Linked DNA regions of Homo sapiens: region 1 is linked to region 2. A link is a loop called in an ENCODE intact Hi-C map of the cell type or tissue named here. Cell type or tissue: prostate gland. All regions are shown on one strand. Links, peaks and the distances in the headings refer to the core of each region. The heading gives the core; the rest is flanking DNA.

The links. Peaks named below come from ENCODE experiments on the same cell type or tissue, not always from the same donor. Only the 100,000 strongest peaks of a DNase experiment are listed, where the experiment ranks them.
Region 1: a loop joins it to region 2, with 2.0 times the contacts of the local background. A loop is called at or near these places in 45 of 110 quality-filtered maps.

The regions. Positions count from the first base shown.
Region 1 is chr20:38,389,378-38,399,616 of GRCh38, reverse strand. No RefSeq gene overlaps it. Among named protein-coding and RNA genes, the nearest start is that of SNORA71B, 31 kb to the left of the region's middle. RefSeq lists a silencer at 10,156-10,239. In prostate gland, for the core only: no CTCF peak of the experiment used is centred there; no DNase peak of the experiment used is centred there.
Region 2 is chr20:38,225,568-38,235,806 of GRCh38, reverse strand. KIAA1755 reads left to right here. Exons shown (of 14, transcript NM_001029864.2): 5 at 4,482-4,605; 6 at 7,567-7,660; 7 at 8,567-8,653; 8 at 10,026-10,142. Among named protein-coding and RNA genes, the nearest start is that of KIAA1755, 30 kb to the left of the region's middle. In prostate gland, for the core only: a CTCF peak has its summit at 5,844 (motif pointing left); a DNase peak (open chromatin) is centred at 5,883.

The sequences.
Region 1 (10,239 bases), core at 820-8,819, 160 kb before region 2:
CAGGAGGCTGAGGCACAAGAATCACTTGAACCAGGGAGGCAGAGGTTGCAGTGAACTGAGATTGCATTAGGACCCACCCTAGCAGCCTCATTTTAACTTAATCACCCCTTTAAAGGCCACAACTCCAAATACAATCACATTCAGAGGTACTGGGATTTAGGGATTTGACATATGAATTTGGGGGTACATAATTCAACCCATAACACCCCTTTTCTCCTGTTTGCCCTCAAGTCCCAACCTCTCCCCAGAAGTAACGTGATAAAGAAGACGTGCTTGTGACATTGGTGGGGCAGTCAAACTGAGGGTGGGTAGGTTTAATGTAATTCCTATATATGTCTAGATAGTTTCTGAAAACCCAGCTAACAAATAGTTGAATAAAAATGTTCTATCCTCCTATCTGGACAAATATACCTTCATAATGAGCTGGAGAGCCAGATTTGGATTTAGACTGTCTGGACTTTTCCCCAGTTCCTTGCCAGGATGTGGCAATAAGGCCTCCCTTTCCTTCCCACGCCCAGCTCTGTCTACACCATGATGGCCTCCTTATGCACATGTGTATGGAGACTCCAACCTGCACATTCAAATTCCTCCACACCCTCCTCAAACAGCCACCCATTAGTTACCGGTTGGGCCTAGCAGTGGTCACGACAGTGGTGCACTCCATTCCCAAGAGGACATAATGAGGTGAGCCCCTCACAGGCCCTGGAAAGGAATTCTAGGGTTCCAGGCACATGAGGCCTGTTCTGGGAGGAGGGTGGTGGCTGTAGACGGGCATGTCCCTCTGGCATATTCCCTGTGGGATACGGTGCATCTGGAGGGAACTTGAGTGGGTTCCTCCAAAATCAAAGCCCAAGGCAGGGATCCTTCTGGCTTCAGTCTAAAGATGATACTGCTATCAAGTAGTTATTCGTGGGTATCTTTTCAGACCCCTTTACGTCAATTTTGTATATGAAAATCAGAGTTCTAATTTCAAAATAAGATTTTCTGTTAAAAAATTGATTCTCTGTTTTTCTGAAACGTGCTTTTAAAAATTATGTCTTGTGGATCTTTCCGTGTCAGCATATATAGATTCACTTTTTCTTTTTAACTGTTGCATGATATTATACAGTATAAAGATAAAAGGGAGAAAAAAATTATAAAAACATATTTAACACAATTCAATGTTAGTCTCCTTGAAATGTAACTTGATTTAAAACCGAAGTAAGCTTAAATAATACAAATTACCAAAAACTGACTCAAGAAGAAACAGAAAACCTGAACAGATTGATAACTATGGAATTAGTTGAGGAAGTCATCCAAGAGGACTTCATAGTTTCTTTCAGTAAGGTAATTCCAAAGCTCATCAAAGTTCCAGAGCATAGAGAGAAACAAGATAAACTGCCTAGTTATTTTTATGAAGCTACAAATATCCAAACCTGACAAGATAGCAGAAAGAAATTCACAGGCTAATTTCATCTATGAATATTGAAACAAAACTTTTCTATAAAAGATTAATAAATGGAATCCAGTAGTATAGTAAGAGAATAACAAATTATAGTCAGACAGTGAGAGGTTGACATGGAAAAATCAGTCATATTTCTGTAAATTAGCAATGAACAATTGCAAACTGAAATTAATAATGCAGTGCCATTTATAACAGCTCCAAAAGGTGCAGTACTTAGGTATAAATTTAACAAAACATGTACAGCATCTGTGTGCTGAAAACTATGAAGTGCTATGAAATCAAAGACCCAGATAAAAGGAGAGACAACCTGCATTCACAGATTGGATGACTCAACACAGCAAAGATGACAGTCCTCTCCAAATTTATTTATATGTTTAATATAATTCCGATCAAAGTTCCAGCAGGAGTTTTTGTAAATATAGATGAGCTGATTCTAAAGTGTACTCTTAAAGGGAAAAGAGCTAGAAATGTTAAAAGAATTTTGGAAATGAAGAATAAAGTTGGAGAAATCACACTACCTGTTTTTAAGACTTACTGTGTAATAACAACAGCAATGAAGACAGTGGTATTGGAGGAACAGACTCACAGACCCAGGGAACAGAGTAGAGAGTCCAGAAATAGATCCAGGCAAGTATGGGCAACTGATTCTTGAAAAAGTTTCAAAAGCAACTCCATGGAGAAAGAATAGTGCTCCCCCAAAATATTGGTGGCATAATTGGACATCCACAGGCCAAAAAATAAACCTTCACCCAAACTGTACACTGTATGCAAAAATTAACTCAAAATGAATCATAGATCTAAATATAAAATGCAAAACTATAAAACTTTTAGAAGAAAACACAAAAGAAAACCTAGGTCTTGGTAAAGATTTCTTAGATATTACACCAAAAGCACAAGCCATGAAAGAAAAATAATAAGTTGGACTTCATCAAAATTAAAAACTTGTAATCTGTGAACAGCCTTGTTAAGAGAATGAAATGGCAGGCCACAAACTGGGAGAAAACGTGCCAATTAATGTATCTGACAAAAGACTTGTATCTAGAATATATATATATGTATATGTACACATACACACATAACCTCTTTAGACTCAACCTTAAGATAATAAATAATCCAATGAGAAAATCTGTAAAAGACTTGATTAGGTAACTCACCAAAGATGCTCAACATCATTAGCTCTTAGGATAATGTAGATTAAAGCCACAATGAGATACCATTATTCTCCTATTAGGATGGCTAAAATAAAAAAAAAAATGTAATGCCAAATGCTGGCGAGTACACCTTTTTGTATAGCCTTGACTGTCAGAACCATAGTAATGTTTCACATGCCCAGTAAACAAATAAATCATCAAAACCAACCAGGATATGTGGGAGAAACCCCAAATGGCATATAAGCTATAGCAAATGAACCTGTGTTACAAATGACTGAGATAATCCCACTGAAGGATGTGGGGAATAAAAGAACTAAGCAACTCTGGAAGACAGCATTTTTACTGTATATTGTAAGGTCAAAGATAAAAAGAATTGCATACAAATATTGTGCTCTGTTTAGTCAATATGTGTCTATTTGGATTGAACAAAAAGGAAAGCAGATTATGGATAATTAGAGCCAGGGTTCTCACTGTTGGAAAAAAAGTTAGAAATAAGGAAGGAGCTAGAATGAATCCTGTGTGGTGTTGGATGAGAATCAGAAATATCAGTATGAACCCATGGTTTTGAACAATTATACAGATGCATAAATATAGAAATAAATATGGCTTTATGTGTATGCTTGTTAGTAATTGTCCTATGTAAAGTTTCTAGTTTTGTCCTCTCAGAAGCCCTAGAGGCAATGGCATCCCAGTAGCAGTGAGCACATCTAGACATCTAGCACCCAAATCTTGGTTTCCAAATACCATTTTTCAATAAAAGGAACTAGAGTTCCTTGGAGATTGCAAGTCTTTAGCAGGGGAAGTAAAAGATGAACCTGGCACACATACTGTTGTGCTAGAGTGAGGAAGTGCTCAGAAAATAATGGGGCCTAGTATGGTTAGCCTTTGTGTTCCCATTCAAATCTCATCTTGAATTGTAATCCCCATAATCCCCATGTGTCAAGGGAAAGACCAGGTGGAGGTAATTGAATCATGGGAGCAGTTCCCCCATGCTGTTTTCATGATAGTGAGTGAGTTCTCACAAGATCTGATGGTTTTATAAGGGGCTCTTCCCCCTTTGCGCAGCACTTCTCCTTCCTGCCGCCTTGGGAGGAGGTGCCTTGCTTCCTCCTTGCCTTCTACCATAATTGTAAGTTTCCTGAGGCTTCCCCAGCCATGCCAAACTGTGAGTCAATTAAACCTCTTTCCTTTATAAATTACCCAGTCTTGGGCAGTTCTTTATAGCAGTATGAAAACAGGCAAATACAGGGACATAGCCAAAGGATGTAGGGGCCATCCTGAAGTCATTTCTAACGACTAAAGCTGGGATAATTTGAGTAACAAAATGGATAAAGATTGGATTATAACTCTGTTCTATTTTCTCCCATAACCATTATCATCTCTTAACCTACTATCTAATTAACTTTTGTTCTCATTTATTATTGCCTGTCTCTTCCCATCCTAGAATGTAATGTTTATAAAGGTGGGAATTTTCTGGATCTGTTTTGTTTACTGATAAATCCCAAGCACAATGACAGCACTTGGCATACAGTGCTGGCTCAATAAATATTTGTGGAATGAGTGGATTTTCTCTCTCCACCTCCCAAGAGCACATAGATTGGGGAAACTGAATGTTCTAATGGAAACAAAAAGAATTTATCCAGACCATTGGGCACCAAACATCAGCAGCCACTACCATCTGATTCTCTGCTTCAGCACGTCTGAGACTCGTACAGACAGCAGGGAAAGTCCCAAGGGAGCTGAGTCTGGAACATTCCCTCCAGAAAAGGGCTTGGCAACCTGGGAGCCCATCTCCCAGGGAACATTTCTAAAGGTTTTCCTCTCAGAAGAATAGTTGGAACAGCTGCAGTTATTTTGGAAACTCAGTGAGAAGCTGACTTTTGCATGGCTAACTTAAATCTTTATTTCAGCTAAAAACCCTCCCACTCTTGAGAGGTTGACTTTAGGTGCCCCTTTATGGATATGGGAAGGGAAGCATGGATAAGGGAAAGTAAGTGTATTCGTTTTCTTGGGCTGCCATAAAAAATACCACAAGCTAGACCAGGCACAGTAGCTCATGCCTGTAATCCCAGCACTTTGGGAGGCCGAGGTAGGAGGATAGCTTGAGCTCAGGAGTTCGAGACTAGCCTGGGCAACATAGGAAGATGCTATCTCTACAAAACACCAAAAAATTAGCTGGGTGTGGTGGCACATGCCTGTAGTCCCAGCTACTCAGGAGGCTGAGATTGGAGGATACTTCAATCCAGGAGGTTGAGGTTGCAGTGAGCCGTGATTGCACCACTGCACTCCAGCCTGCTAGATGACAGAGTGAGACCCTTTCTTAACCACCTCCCCGTCCCCACAAACTGGGTTACTTAAAACAACAAAAATGGATTGTCTCCCAGTCCTGAAGGCTAGAAGTCAGAAGTCAAGGTGCCCACAGGCCATGCTCCCTTTGAGACTCTGGGTGGAATCCTTCCTTGCATCTTCCTAGCTTCCAGCAGCCTCATGCATCCCTGGAATGGCAGCTGCATCAGTCCAATCTCTGCCTCCAGCATCACATAGTTGTCTTCACATCACCTCCCCTCTGCGTGTAGCTGCATCTGTGTCCAAATTTTCCCTTTTTATAAGGACACAAGTCATATTGGATTAGAGCCCATCCTGATGATTTCATTTTAATTTGATTACCTCTATCAAGAGCCTATTCCAAATAAGATCACATTTTGAGGTCCTGGAGGTTAAAGCTTCAGCATATCTTTTTTGATTATTTATTTATTGAGATGGAGTCTTGCTCTGTCGCCCAGGCTGGAGTGCAGTGGTGTGATCTCGGCTCACTGCAACCTCCGCCTCCCAGGTTTAAGCGATTCTCGTGCCTCAGCCTCTTGAGTAGCTGGGACTACAGATGCCCGCCACCACGCCTGGCTAATTTTTATATTTTTAGAAGAGACGGGGTTTCACTATGTTGACTAGGCTGGTCTCAAACTTCTGACCTCAAGTGATCCACTTGCCTTGGCCTCCCAAAGTGCTGGGATTACAGGTATGAGCCACCCCACCTGGTCAGCATATCTTTTTTGGGGGTACCACAACTGAATCCATAGTGAGAAGTAACTACAAATATTGGACTGTTAGATTGACAGGGACTATTTCAGTTGAAACCACCGCACTCTCTACTCGTTCTCTGCAAGACCTCAACCACGTCCAGGCTCTTCAGAAATGGGAAGGTGTTAAGGAAACTCACCAAAGTGTTAAAGTGTAAAGGTCACCTCAACCTGCCAGGGCCTCCCTTCCCTTTGGCCCTTGAGCACCCTGCAAAATGGAGACCCTCAAGGTCCTCTCTTACTTCCTGCTGCCCTGGGTTTCCGCCCTCCTGGGTTAACATTCTGTGGCTCATTTACCTTCCAAGTACCTTTCAAAGCCCCAGTGGGCAGCTTAGAACCATCATCAGTGAGAACAGGGTGAGATATCCTTTGCGGGCGGCTCTGGGATCTGAACAGGAGAAATTAAAGTGAAAGGTGGGGACAGCTGAGCATGCACAGAAGCGCAGTGGCAAGATCTGGAGATAATTAACAGCTGGCTATAAATTGAAGGAGCTATATGATAAAAGCCTAGGGCAGCCCATAACTTGGGAAAAGATTGGATCACTAGGTTAAGTGACAAGAGACTTCAAATCAAATCACCAGATACGTATTAAGTGCCTGACTCAGTACTGCATTGAGCCGTGGGTGATACAAAGACATGTAATATCTGTTTCCTGCCCTCAAGGCAATTATAATCTACTTAGGGAGGTTAGACATAAAACTAGGAGAAATTAGATAGCAAAATATTTAAATAGCAGTTGAAAATACCACATGATCGGTTGCCAATTGAATTGTGGAGCTGAGTTCTGAACAAGGAGAGATTATTTGATTATTTATGGTGTTAGATAGGCACGTATTTTCTTGCTGAGGGAAAGGAAGAGTTAACTGAACAGGGCAAACTAGAAAGTCTCTGGGAGGGGAAGCAGGGGAGAACCCTGACGTCCAAGGAATGTGTTACTAATAATAATAGTTTCCATTTGTTAAGCATTTACTGATTAAGCAACTTACAAACCTTAATATACTTACATACGTTTAAGTAATTCAGTAGTCTCATGGGTTGCTATACTTTCTGTACCAATTAAAACCAACACTAGCTCGTGTTTAATGTTTAAATCCCCAAATCTCAGTGACTGACAGGTTTATTTCTGCTTTTGCAAAGCCCACATGCCACAGTTGGGGATGGGAGAAGCTCTGCTCCATACAATCATTCAGGGACCTAGACTGCTGCTGGAGGCTCTGCCATCTTCAACACATTTATCCCAAGTCACCTTGGGTGTCAATATATCGACATCCAGCTGGCTGAGGGGGGACGAGAGAGAGAGAGATTGAGAGAGAGAGAGAGAGAGAGAGAGACAGAGACAGAGACAGAGAGAGAGAAAGATGTAGTGGGGGATCATACAGGTGGTGTTTATGGATTTGTCAGAACTCAGTCACATGGGCCACAATTAATTGCAAGGGGTGCTGGGAAATGTAGTTCAACCATGTGTCCAGGTGGAAAGAGAAATGGTTCGGTGGACAGCCAGCTAGTGAGACTACTGCACATTTGTGACTTTTTTAGATGTGGAAACTTGGGCTCAGAGAGACCCACCAAGGTCACACAGTGAGTAAAGGGAAGTCATATAGGTATAGTTGATAGAGCACGAAATATGTGTGAATGTATTATCTAAAATTACAAACACACCAATAGAGAAACAAAAAATATTATGTTACATAGTATTTTGAGAGAGGAAAGGAAAATGGGGTGACAAGCTAAGTCCTCATGTACTCAGCAAATTTTTAGAAAATTGGTAAATTTAAAAAATGATGTAGGAACGTTATTTGAGATCTTGAGCTAGCCATCAAAGGAACTAAAACCAGAAACATTTCAGGAATTAAATGTGGTACCTCTGAGACCACTGCTTCTTATGATAAGCCCTTTTGCACATTTGATTTTTTAAAATGTGTGCCTTAATTGCTTTGATATACATTTGTGGCAGGTTGAACAATGGGCTCACCAAAGATGTCCATGTCCTAATTCCCTGAACCTATGAGTATGTTACCTCGCGTGGTGAACGGACTTTGCAGGTGTGATTAAGTTAAGGATTTTGAGATGGGGAGATTATCGTGCATTATTTGGGTGGGCTCAGTGCAATCACAAGGGTCCTTATGAGAGAAAAACAGAAGGATCAGAGTTAAAGAAGATGTAAGGCCAGAAGTAGAGGTCAGAGAGGAGAGAAGATGCTCTGCTGCTGGTTTTGAAGATGGGGGAAGTGGCTGCAGGCCAACGAATGTAAGCAGCCTCTAGCAGCTGAACAAAGAAGGGAACAGATTCTCCCCCAGAGCTTCCTGAAGGAATGCAGCCCTCTTGACCTCCAAAACTAAAAGATAATAAGTTCATGTTGTTTAAAGTTACGCAGTTTGTGGCTAATTTGTTACAGCAGCAATAGGAAATTAATACATTTAAAAATTCATTTTTAAATTAAATTAAATTAAATTAAATTTTATTTTATTTTTTTGTAGAGACGGGGTCCCCCTATGCCACCCAGGATGGTCTCAAACTCCTGGCCTCAAGCAATCATCCCATCCTGGCCTCCCAAAATGCTAGGTGTGAGCCACTGCATTTGGCCAGATAATTTACTTTTAAGGAGTAGTATTTGCTTGCTTAAAAATATACAAATAATGTACAATGGCACAAAAAGGAAAGTAAAAATTTTGCAGCCTTACCAATGCTTCATTTCCATTCTCCAGAGGTAACTTCTGTTTCACTATCTTAGGTAACCTCTTAGCAATTTCCTGTACACATATAAGCATGCATGCATGAAAGAAGATAATACTGTACCTACTGTTCTGCAGTCTACTATTTCCACCTAATAATTCTTCACATTCTTCTATGTCTGCACACATAGATGGGCCTCATTCTTTCATTCTTTTTAATGGCTGCATAGTATTCCTTTGCATGGCTATATACCATAATATAACTACCAGTATCCTATTAAGGACCATACAGGTTTCTTTCATTTTTGTTTTGTTATTATTTTGCTATTACAAGCAATGCCATAATAAGCAGCTGTACACAATGTATATCTTCATATATATGGATGAAAAAAATCTGAAAAATGGTGCTTTGTTTATCGTGAGCAAAGACACTATAAGGAGTCTCATAAATACAGACATACCCTTCAGATAGATACTTTTATTTTGAAGTATAACATATACACAGACAAGTATATGGAGAGACAGATGTTCTCAAAGTGAGCTCACCAATGTAACCAGTACGTGGATCAAGAAGCAGAACATCACCAAAACCCCAGAAGCTTCCTCATATCCTTTTCTAGTTACTATCCCCCACCCCACCTTGAAGTCTGACCACTTGTCTAACTTTTGCTTCTATACGTTAGGTTTGCCTTCTTTTGAATTTTGTATCAATGAAATCATGCCAGGCATCTTTCACTTAGCATCCTGTTTGCAGGGGTCACCCATGTGGTGGCATGTGGTTGTAGTTCATTCATGCTCATTGCTGTTTAATATTCCATTGTGTGAATGTGCCACCATTTATCCATCTACTGTTGCTGAATGTTTGGGTTATTTCCACCTGGGGGCTATTACGAAAACTGCTTTATGGACATACCTGTATGCATCTTTTTTTAAATAGATGTAGGCATTTCTGTTGAGTACATACTGAAAAGTGGAGTTCCTGGGTCATGGGGCTCATCATGCATGTTCAACTTTAGCGGATACATCCTGCCAAACAGTCCTCCAATGGTTGTACCACTTTGCACTCTACTATGCAAATTACAAATATTCTGTGGACTAAGTGTTTATGTTTCAATTCATATGTTTATAGTGGTGAAGAACTGGATGTCTATCAATGGGGGATAGTTGAACAAACTGGGAAATAGTCATCCAGTGGAATATTATGCAGTGGTTTTTTTTTTTAAGAGATAAGATCTCACTATGTTGCCAAGGTTGGACTTGAACACTTGGGCTCAAATGATCCTCCTGCCTTGGCCTCCAGAGTAGCTGAGACTGTAGCCAAAATTCATATGTGGAAACCCTAACTCCCTATGTGATGGTATTTGGAGATGTGTCCTTTGGAAGGTAATGAGGTCATGAGGATGGGGCCCTCGTGATGGGATTAGTACCCTTATAAGAAGAGATACAAGAGAACTTGCTTCCTTTCTCTCTGCTCTCTGACATGTAAAGATACCATGAGAAGATGGTCATCTGCAAATCAGGAAGATGTTCTTTACCAGACACCCGATCTGCCAGCACCTTGATCTTGAGCTTCCCAGCCTCTAGATCTATCAGAAATAAATGTTGGTTGTTTAAGCCACCTAGTCTATGGTAATTTGTTATAGCAGCCCAAACTAATGAGGATACACTCCCACCAACGGGGCACACGCTTTCCATTTATTCCATGTTCTTGCCAACACTTTGATTTTATCTGTGTTTTTCATTTCAGCCATTTGATATTGACTCTTAATGTGGCAGTGCGCAGGGGCAGTTCTTAGAGAACTACTTTTTTTTTTTTTGAGATGGAGTCTTGCTCTGTCGCTCAGGCTGGAATGCAATGGTGTGATCTCGGTGCACTGCAACCTCCACCTCCGGG
Region 2 (10,239 bases), core at 1,106-9,105:
AATAGGCACTGTGTTTCCCATTGTGGCCATAACAAGTTATTACAAATTAGTGACGTAAAACAACACAAATGTATTATCTGATCGCTCTGTATGTTAGAAGCTCAACATGGATCTCGCTAGGCTACATCCAGCTGTCTGCAGAGCTGCATTCTTTCCTGGAGGCTCTAAGGGAGACTCCATTTCCTTGCCTTTTCCAGCTTCTAGAGACCACTACTTTCCTTGGCTTGTGGCCCCTTCCTCCATCCTCAAAGCCAGCAATGTTGCATCTCCCTCACCCCCCATCCATCTTGGCACCTTGCTCCTACCAAAGCCAGGAAAAGTTCTCTGCTTTTAAGGATTCCTATGATTAGAGTGGATGATCCAGGATAATCTCCCCACCTCAAGGTCCTGCCCTTCATCACATCTGCAGTGTCCCTTTTGCCATGTAAGGTAACATATTCAAGGTTCTGGGGATTAGGGCATGGACATCTTTGGGGCCACAGGCACGAAGCCTTAGGAGAGGGCTTCCCTGTCTTTCCACTGGAAAATCCCTAATGCAGAAGAGAATGAACAGAGCCCCTGAGATTGAGACCTCACCCTGAGCTCTCAGTTGCTCCATATAGATCTTTGAAATCCTTTTTGCCTTTAAAATTTCTATACATTTTAAATATCCATAAATAGAATACATTCACACTCGTTTTGATATGAAAAAATGCTTTTAATTGCTTGCAAATTCAATTACTTACCATTCCTCCCTCCCCAAACTTGGAGTGACTCTTCATGCTGCTGGCAGATGCAACACATTTTTCAGCAACTTTGGGCAACCCCGACTTACCCACCACCCTCATTTTGCCATCCTCATTTTCACCTGAGGCTCACAATATCTGTGAACAGCACAGCTTCAAGCCACGGTTCTGAGATGCTAATGATGGTATTTCTGGCGCCAGCTGGTAGGTGAGGATAACATTTGGGGCAAAAGGGTCTCCTTGGCCCAGCTGAAGACAAATCAGGTGGACAACTGCCCCTTGCTGTAATCAACTCAGCTGGCACTGGGTGTGTGCAGGGCCCTGTTCCAGGCAGTGTGGGGAACCAGACATGTGAACTAATCGTATGACTACTGTGTCCCAGTGTGGAATGTCCTGAGTGTGTGAACCCTTTGCTGCTCAAAGTGTGGTCTGGGGACTACCTACATCAGCGTGACCTTGGAGCTAGGGGGAGAGGCAGAATCTCAGGCCTGCTGAACTGGCATCTGCATTCTAACAAGATCCCCAGGCCCATCAAAGTTTGAGAGGTGTTGCTCTAACCCTCCATTCCTTCATGAATCAATCACAGACATTGATTATCCAGCCTTGTGCTGAGCACAGGGATGCAACAATGAGTTTGACCCAGTGCACACCCGTAAGGGCTCTCAGTCTTGCAGGATCTCACAGAGGCCTACATTTGCTTTGGGAACCTGGGACTGGGGAAGAGCTTCTAAAGAGGGAAGGCAGTAAGGAGGTCTTCCAGGAAGAGGTGGCATCTTGGCTAGTCTTTGAGCGATGAGGGGGATTTCACCAGATAGAGATAGGACAGAAGGGCATACCTGGCAGAAGGAATAGGGTGAACAAAGCTGGGTGGTATCATCTGTCATTGGTGGCAAGGGGAGACTTAGTATATTAGTGTCCCAGGACTGCCATAACGTGGGTGGCTTAAGCAACAGAGATTCATTTTCTCATAGGTCTGGAGGCTGGAAGTCCAAGATCAAGGTGTTGGCAGGGTTGTTTCCTTCTGTGGCCTCTCTCCTTGGCTTGCAAATGCCCATCTTCTCCCTGTATCTTCATGGGGTCTTCCCTCTGTGTCCAAATTTCTTCTTGTAAGGACACTGGCCATATTCTATTAGGGCCCACAGTAACCTCATTTTAACTGAATTACCTCTTTAAACACCCTATCTCCAAATACAGTCACATGCTGATGTACTGGGAGTTAAGACTTCCACATATAAATTTGGAGGGGCAGGGGACACAGCTTCGCCCCTAACACCTAGTGTATGAAATGAGGATGGAAGAGTGTGCAGAGCCTGAGACACTTCAATGCCAGGTCCAGAAGCTTGCAGTTTCTCTTCAAGGCCACAAGGAGCCATAGAAGGTTATAGAGCAGGGGAGTGCAGCACCATCAGAGCTGCAATTGAGCTCCAGGCCTCAGGTGTGTAGCAGACAAAGGCACCCCTAATTCAAGGGGTGAATCAGGCATGGTCTCTACCCTTGCAGAGAGTTTGGGTACCTGAGCCCATGGGGGACTGGGAAGCTGCTTCCCCACCCCAGTTTCCTCATCAGCAAAATGGACCCAGGTATGTGATGTAGCATTTCCTGACCCAAGGGACCCAACAAACAGCTGCGATAGGATTTTGGAGGGACCTGTACCCGCACCTCCACCTTCACAAGTTGTGCATTTATTTCATGGTTTAATGACTTCACCTTCTTTTGGACTTTTATATTATGAAAAATTTCAAACCTATAGAAAAGTAGACAGAATAGTATCATGAATACCCACATACCTATCACCCAGATTTAATAAATCTTAACATTTTGTCATGCTTCATCTATTTGTTTCTGAAGTATTTATAAAAATATTACAAATCTTCATATTCTATCACCTAAATACTTCAGTGTGTTCCCTAATAATCACAATACCATTTAGTACACTTAACAGATAAAAAAAAATTTCTTTTGAGACAAGGTCTCACTCTGTCACCCAGGCTGGAGTGCAGTGAAACAATTATGGTTCTTGCAGCCTCAACCTCCCCGGCTCAAGCGATTCTCCCACCTCAGCCTCCTGAGCAGCTGGGACTGCAGGCACACACCACCACTCCTGGCTAATTATTTTTTTAATTTTTAGTAAAGACAAGGTCTTGCTATGTTGCCCAGGCTGGTCTCGAACTCCCGAGCTCAAGCCATTCTCTTACCTTGGTCTCCCAAAATGCTGGGATTACAGGCATGAGCCACTGCACCCGGCCCCCTAACAAAATGAAAAAGAATGTCCTCATACTAATCAATTTCCAGTTTCTGTTCAAGTCTCCCCTCTTATCCCCAACAAAATGTCTTTACTTTCGAAATTTGTAAGTGAATAGTAGGAAAAAGATCAAATCCATAATATCAAGAGGATAACATTGATATATATGTATACACATTTATATACACACAAATTTTTTTTTTTTTTTTTCTGAGACAGAGTCTCACTCTGTCGCCCAGGCTGGAGTGCAGTGGCGAGATCTCGGCTCACTGCAAGCTCCACCTCCCAGGTTCACGCCATTCTCATGCCTCAGCCTCCCAAGTAGCTGGGACTACAGGCGCCCGCCACCATGCCTGGCTAATTTTTTTGTATTTTTTAGTAGAGACGGGGTTTCACCATGTTAGCCAGGATGGTGTCGATCTCCTGACCTCGTGATCCACCCGCCTCAGCCTCCCAAAGTGCTGGGATTACAGGCGTGAGCCACCGTGCCCAGCCACAAATTTTTTTTTTATTTTAAAAATTATATCAGATTTTAAGACATATGTGAAAGAATGTTCCAGGTGGTTGGACCCCTGTGAGGCGGCACTTGTGAAGGTGGTTAGGTTTGTCCAAGGCTTCGTGAGCTGTGAAGGGTTTTGCACGCTGCAGAGGGTGGTGCCCACGTGGAGTGGCTGGTGGTCATTGCAGGGCATCCTGGAGTGAGGTGACTGAAGTGCAGGGCTCTGAGTCCAGGCTGCGAGACAGGTGTGGTTTCCCAAGGCCCGAGCCTCTTTCCCTGCTGCTGTATTTGCCCTCCCCTTTCCTCCCCATGAGGATGGGCTGTACTGGCTCCCGGAGCCTCAGCCTCATGACTCCTGTGGGGAGAGTGAGGCACACCGCCCAGATTCCTGGAACAGGAAATAGCCTGTCGGAAACCCAGGGTTGAAAGTCTGCAAGAAGAAATAGTGCTGGTGGCCACAGGGCTGCACGCTCACCACCCCTTGGACTGGAGACGAGAACAGAGACAGTGATCATTGTAACGACCAACGATTGAGCAACTCAATCATTCACTGAGCTCTTGCTGTGTATTAAGTGCTTCTCAGGAGCTGTCTGATTTCATCCTTGAAATAACCTAATAAGCTCAGCATATTATTCTCCCTGTTTAACAGATGAGGAAACTGAAGCTCAGAGGTGCACTGACTTGCCCACAGACACACAGTGAGTCACTGCAGAGCAGAGACTTGACCCCTTTCTGTGTGACCCCAGAGCTCATGCCATGAGCTTTGCCTGCCCACGTATCTTATACAGAGGGAGTGCTCTGCACAGAGGAGATTCAGGGAAGACTTTTCTCACGAAGTGGTGTTTGAGCTGGGTCTTGAAGGATAAGTAGAAGTCAGAGTTCACAGAAGGAGAAGGAGAGAAAGGGTGTTCCAGGCAAAGGAACCGTTACGGCCAAAGGTCTGCAGGCCACAGGAGAGGTCCCTAGAGGGCCCCCCACAAGTTCTCACTGCTCACGTGTGCCCTCTGTCCTCCAGGTGGCCGGGACAGGGCCGGGCGGCCCCTGCTTCTGGTGTCAACTACAGAGGGGGCCTGGGAGGCACCATGGTGCACAGTTTCAGAGGTCACCAAGCTACTGTCCTACCTGTGTACCATCCCCAGGTAAGGATCTGGGCCACCCTGACTGCTCCATCCCCACCTCAACCCTCTGGGCCCAGAGCCCTGGACCAGACACTGAGTGGAGAGGCACCATATCCTTCCATCCAGTCGTCTGTTCACAGAGCCAGTCCCCAGACAGATGCCGGGGGAAAGCAAAACAGCCTCAGTCCCTGCCATCGGGGGGTTGTCAGGCTGGTGGGAGAGATGGACAGAGTGCAAGAAACAAACCATGGCCAAGAAACTTTCAGGAGTGTCAGTGTGATGAAGAAAACAGTGATGTTTGTAGATCAGTGGTTTTCATTTTTTTTTTTTTTTTGAAATGGAGTTTCACTCTTGTTGCCCAGACTGGAGTGCAACAATGCAATCTCAGCTCACTGCAATCTCCGCCTCCCGGGTTCAAGCGATTCTCCTGCCTCAGCCTCCCGAGTAGCTGGGATTACAGGCATGCACCACCACACCTGGCTAATTTTGTATTTTTAGTAGAGACCGCATTTTTCCATGTTGGTCAGGCTGGTCTTGAGCTCCCAACCTCAGGTGATCCACCCACCTCGGCCTCCCAAAGTGCTGAGATTACAGGCGTGAGCCACCGTGCCTGGCCGGTTTTCAAATTTGAAGGTGCATTCGAATCACCTGGTGGGCTGTTAAAACAGATTGCAGGGGCCCATCCCCCAGATTTTCTGATTCAGTTGATGAAGGTGGGTGGGACCTGAAAATCTGCATTTGTAACAAATTTCCCGGTGATAACAGGTGCTGGGCCTGGGACTACACTTTAAGAACCACTGTTGTAGAGTAAGAAGAATAGGGGATGTTAATTTCAATTGGGAAATCAGGGAAGGCTTCCCTGAGGAGGTGATAATTGAGCTGTCATCTGAATTATAAATATTTGAATAAACAAAGGAAAGGGGTGAATGAGTAAATGAATGAATGAGAGAGTGAAAGAATGAGTGGGTGAGTCAGTGAGTGAGTGAGTGAATGAATGATGAGTGGACTCAGGCTGATTTCTAATGCTCCTCCTAACACTCCTACCCCTGCCACCATTCAGACTTAATGGACTGGCTGGGGAAGAGGCGCCCTCTTTTCCTCGGGACCCAGCCCCTAGCCAGGGCAGTCTTAGAGGGGATGCTGCTCAGGACTGGCTAATAAGCCCCAACTCAACCTAGAGGTCTGCTGTTGGGGGTAAGGGGTGGAAGGTGATGGAACCCTCTGGAACTATCTTCATGCATCCCACCCCACTGGAGCCATCACTGCCACCTGCTGGTCACTAACATTTTTTTTCTTCTTGTCCAAGGTGGAGTGGCTTTTCTGGACTGAGTGGGAGATGGGACCCCCTTTTTCTGTGGTGGAAAGTGACTAGTGTGGTAGACAGAGCTCTGGGATCCCACCGACTGGCTATGCAACCATAGGGAAATAATCTCCCCTCCCCAAGGCTCGCCTGAATAAAGGGCATGACCAAGAGGGCTCTAAGGACCAAGCTGGGCACAAGTGGCAGGGATGAGGGGGTGTAGAGGATGTAAACTGTGGAGTGCAGTGCACACCAGGTGCTTGTGTGCTGGGCTGGTTTTCTCCACTTGTGCTCTGAATGAACATTGGCTGGGCCCCTGCTCTGGGCTTGGCTTCATGCTACATGGTGCTAGGGACAGAGGCACCTCACACCGGGCCCTGACTTTTAAGGGCCTCCAGGTTGGTAGCAGAGACAGGTCTGGAAACAAATCACTGTCCAGCATGGGCATCGCCAGAGGGAGGCAAGGACATAAAGTCAGAGACTTGAAATCACCTCCCAGAGCCTCCTGTCACTATCTGCCACTGGGCCTTTCTGTGCCTCAGTTTCCCCTTCTAGGATAATCATAGCAAATATTTACATCCCATTTACTCTGTGCAGTCACTGAGTGCTTTACAAGAATGAATTCATCAGTCCTCACTACAGCCCATAAGGCCGGTACTATCATTATTAAATTGACTCAGGGAGATGAAATAACTTGCCCAGACCACAAGGTACTAATGGCAGTGCCACAGCTCTACCCTCCCACTGGGCCACCTCAGGTTTTGTCTGTGCACTGAGTGGTTGTAAGGCTTGAGGGCAGTTGGGGGCTATTTTTCAATCCTGCCTGATCATTAGACTGGCCGAGGGTGCTTGGAACCACACAGATTCCCTGGCCACCCTGTACCCACTGGCCAGATGGCTAGAGGGGTGGGGATGGGAGAGGAGTAGGGTGAGGAATCTGTATTTTAACAAGTCTTGAAAATTGTGCCAGTTTGGAAAATCCTAAGATAGTCACTGAAAAGTGGCCCACTGTAAGCTCAGTGCAATGTGGCTGAACCAGGGAGGGTGTTTTGGCTGCAATCAACAGAAATTCCCATTTAAAATGTTTTATCTGTTAAGGAAATGTATCATTGTATGTCTCTGCCTCATATCTCTTTGTTAAGAACTTTTTAAAGGAGGGAATGTCTTTCCCAGAAGCCTCTTTCCCTGGAAAACTTTCCCTCACATATCATTGGCCAGAAATGTCACATGACCCTCCCCATCTAAACCAATCACTGGCCAGAGGAATTACGTCACTACTGTTGGCCTCAACCAATCAGAAGCCAGGCTCTGGGGGAACTTGGCTTTTTGGAGGGAGTTGGATTCTTGAGCAAAATAAGGATTCTGCCTACACAAAAAAGTGGATGAGTCCCAAGTGACTTGCCTACTGTACCTGGGTTAGTTGCTAGAGTTAGGAATAGTAGGGCTATAAACGAGGGCTGTATGAGGTCTTGCAGGAGCACCAAAGAGGAAGCAAAAGGCTCTGCCTGGAGAAGAACCACGGAGGGCTTCCTAGAAGGGGCATTGGAACTTGGTCTTAACAGGATGAAGAGTTCACCAGTAAATCAAGGTTTCTAGCAGCCAGGTTCCCTCACCTTCCACTAGGTCCTGCCCCCTGTCCGAGGCCATCCAGCAAGACTGTCAATTCTGTTTACCACCCACAGGCCTGAAGATAAAGCCAAGGGGCTGGCGGTCCTGATTGACGCCAGGAGACAGCCCCCACAGCCCGGTCTGGTCAGCGCCCTGCAGGCCACCCAGGTGAGTGGGAGGTGGAGAGCCTTAGCCTAGTAAGTCCTGGGAGCCACCAGGGGCCTCCTGACATTCATAGAGTCCGGGGGTGCTTAAGGCTGGGACCAGGACTCTCAGGCAGGGACTTTTACTGCAGCCAACAGAAAACTCAGCCCTAACAAGCTTGAAGCTCATTGGTTCATGTCAATGGACAGTCCAGGAGCCAAGTCCAGCTTCAAGTATGGCCTGATCCAAGGGCTCAGATATTATCATTAGAACCTGGTTCCTCTCTCTCCATTTCTGGCCCCGTTCTCTTTGGAGGATGCCAAGCCACCCCGCTTGGCACCCCGCGCCCCTTGGTGGCCGGATGGCTCCCAGCAGCTCTGACTTCACATGGTCTCTAATTTAAATCCATTAGGAAAGAGTAAGAGATTATTTTCCCAGAGGTCTCAGCAAAAATTTCTTTGTGTCTCAGTTACAGTGGATTCAGGAGTCCCTCCACACCCAACCCTGTGGCCTGGGGGTGAATGCAACACACTGATTGGCTCAGACTTAGATCACATAAAGCTCATGAGCTGAGAAGGGAGGAGAGAAGATTCCTATCCAGCAATTATGGGCAGCAGAGTCAATGGAGGTTCTGCATCTGCTTACCTTATGGTCTGACCTCCTTTGCTTTGTAGATGGGCAAACTGGGGCCCAGAGGGGCAGGTCATCTGGAAAGATTTGCAACACAACTTGAACCTGCTGCTCTCATGACTTCTAACCAATGATTCACGGTCCAAACGTATCACACAAAGATTCCAGTCATGGAGGGACCCCACTCTGTCCTTGTGACCCATTTGCCTGCATCTTACAGGGGATGAAGGAGGAAATCAAAGTGTGTGAGGCTTCATGAAGCCTTGGGCAGAGCAACTCTGCAGTGGTTGTCTTTGACAGGCTCAGGTCCCAGCCTCTATCCGGGCTATTCTCTTCCTGGGGGAGAAGGAGGCGGCTCTCCAGCTGCAGACATTACCTGACGTCCAGGTGAGGGGGACTCAGGGTCGGCGGTTGAGGAAGGGAGTTGTTGGGCTCGAGCTGAGCTGGGGTTAAGGAGAGGGAGAACTGCAGAATTCATGAGCTAGAAGAGGCCTGGAGGTAATCTAGTGTAAGGCAATAAATACGAGGCCTAAGCGCTACCAATCCCCAGTATAGATCCGTGGCAGGCATTGTCAAATCAGTCACAGAGTGATATCTCTCTGGCAATCCTAGCAGCTCCTGGTGGGTGCTGCCACATGATCGAGAATTGCACATGGCATAGAACCTATTTGAAAAGCTTCATCTGGTCCATCCCTCCTCCCTTTGTTTTCAGAGGGGGAAACTGAAGCCTAAGGCCACACAGCAAGCTAGACGCAGAGCTGGAGTCACCTGACTCCAGTGCCTTTTTCACACTGCGGTCACACCTGCTCTTCCTGTATTTCTCGCCCTAATTAATACAGATGTGGAGCTGAAGCGGGACTCTGCAGGAAAGAGCCCTGCAGCTCCCTTTAATTAGTGCCATACACCACAGTAATGAGTAAGGGCAGTCAGTCCTCTGTCCTGCTTCGGGATGTGATTTTAAAACTCTCCTTCCTCCTGGTTAGTGAAGAGGCAGATTGTGGGCTGGAGGTGTGCTGTTCCAACTTTAATGTGCTTACTGATCTCTTGGGGAAATACATTAATGTGCAGGTTCTGATTGAGTAGTTCTGGGTGGGTCCTGGGACTCTGAATTTCCAACATGTCCTAGGTGATGCCGGCGATGCTGGCCCATGGACCACACTTTGAGTAGCAGGAATATCAGGTGGGTCCAAAAAAACCACAGAATCCACCAAATCCCAAGCCTAGGTATCTGGAGCTATTCCCAGCATAAACCTCAAATTTCTCTGCCTGGCAGAAGCAGTCACCTAGTTCTTCCATGTCTTAGAGGACACTGTTGGGATTTAGTGACTTTTCTCACCAGCCCCAAGAAGGAAACAGCTCTTGGCTCCTCAGGGAACTGTGCAAAGATTACAAAGAAGTTTCATCACAAGGGCCAGCTTCCATCAGTTTGTATGATTGCCCGGAGAGCTGTACTGGGAAAGAGCCAAGCTCAGAGGGAACGAGTGCTATGATTGATTAATGATGTCTGCCTTGGGCACAAGCTAGGAGAGTGGCAGTATGAGTGCTGTTTATTTGCCATTCCCTAACCAGGGTCTGGTTCTGAATTTTGATTTGTCAGAGTTTCCAGAGAAGATTGGTTGCTGGCAAAGCAACTTTTAAAGCTGGAGTCAACCTTACTTGTGGGAAATGAACTGGTGCTGGGGCAGGGATCTGGGCAGGACCTTCTAAAATGACTGTCCTCACTTTGAGTCCCTGGTTCTCCTGATTCTTTGGTCTGCAGGTGGAGGTGCTGACCTCATTGAAGGCCCTCAGCCACCATGTGGACCCCAGCCAGCTGCCCGCAGTCCTGGAAGGCCCCTTCCCCTACTGCCACACCGAGTGGGTTCATTTCTTCCAGGTGTTTACCGTCACAGCCTTTAGCCCCTGACCCCCACTCCTTCTCTTCTTCTCTTCACTCTTCTGTCCCATGGATCCATCAACCCTGCTATGCTAAA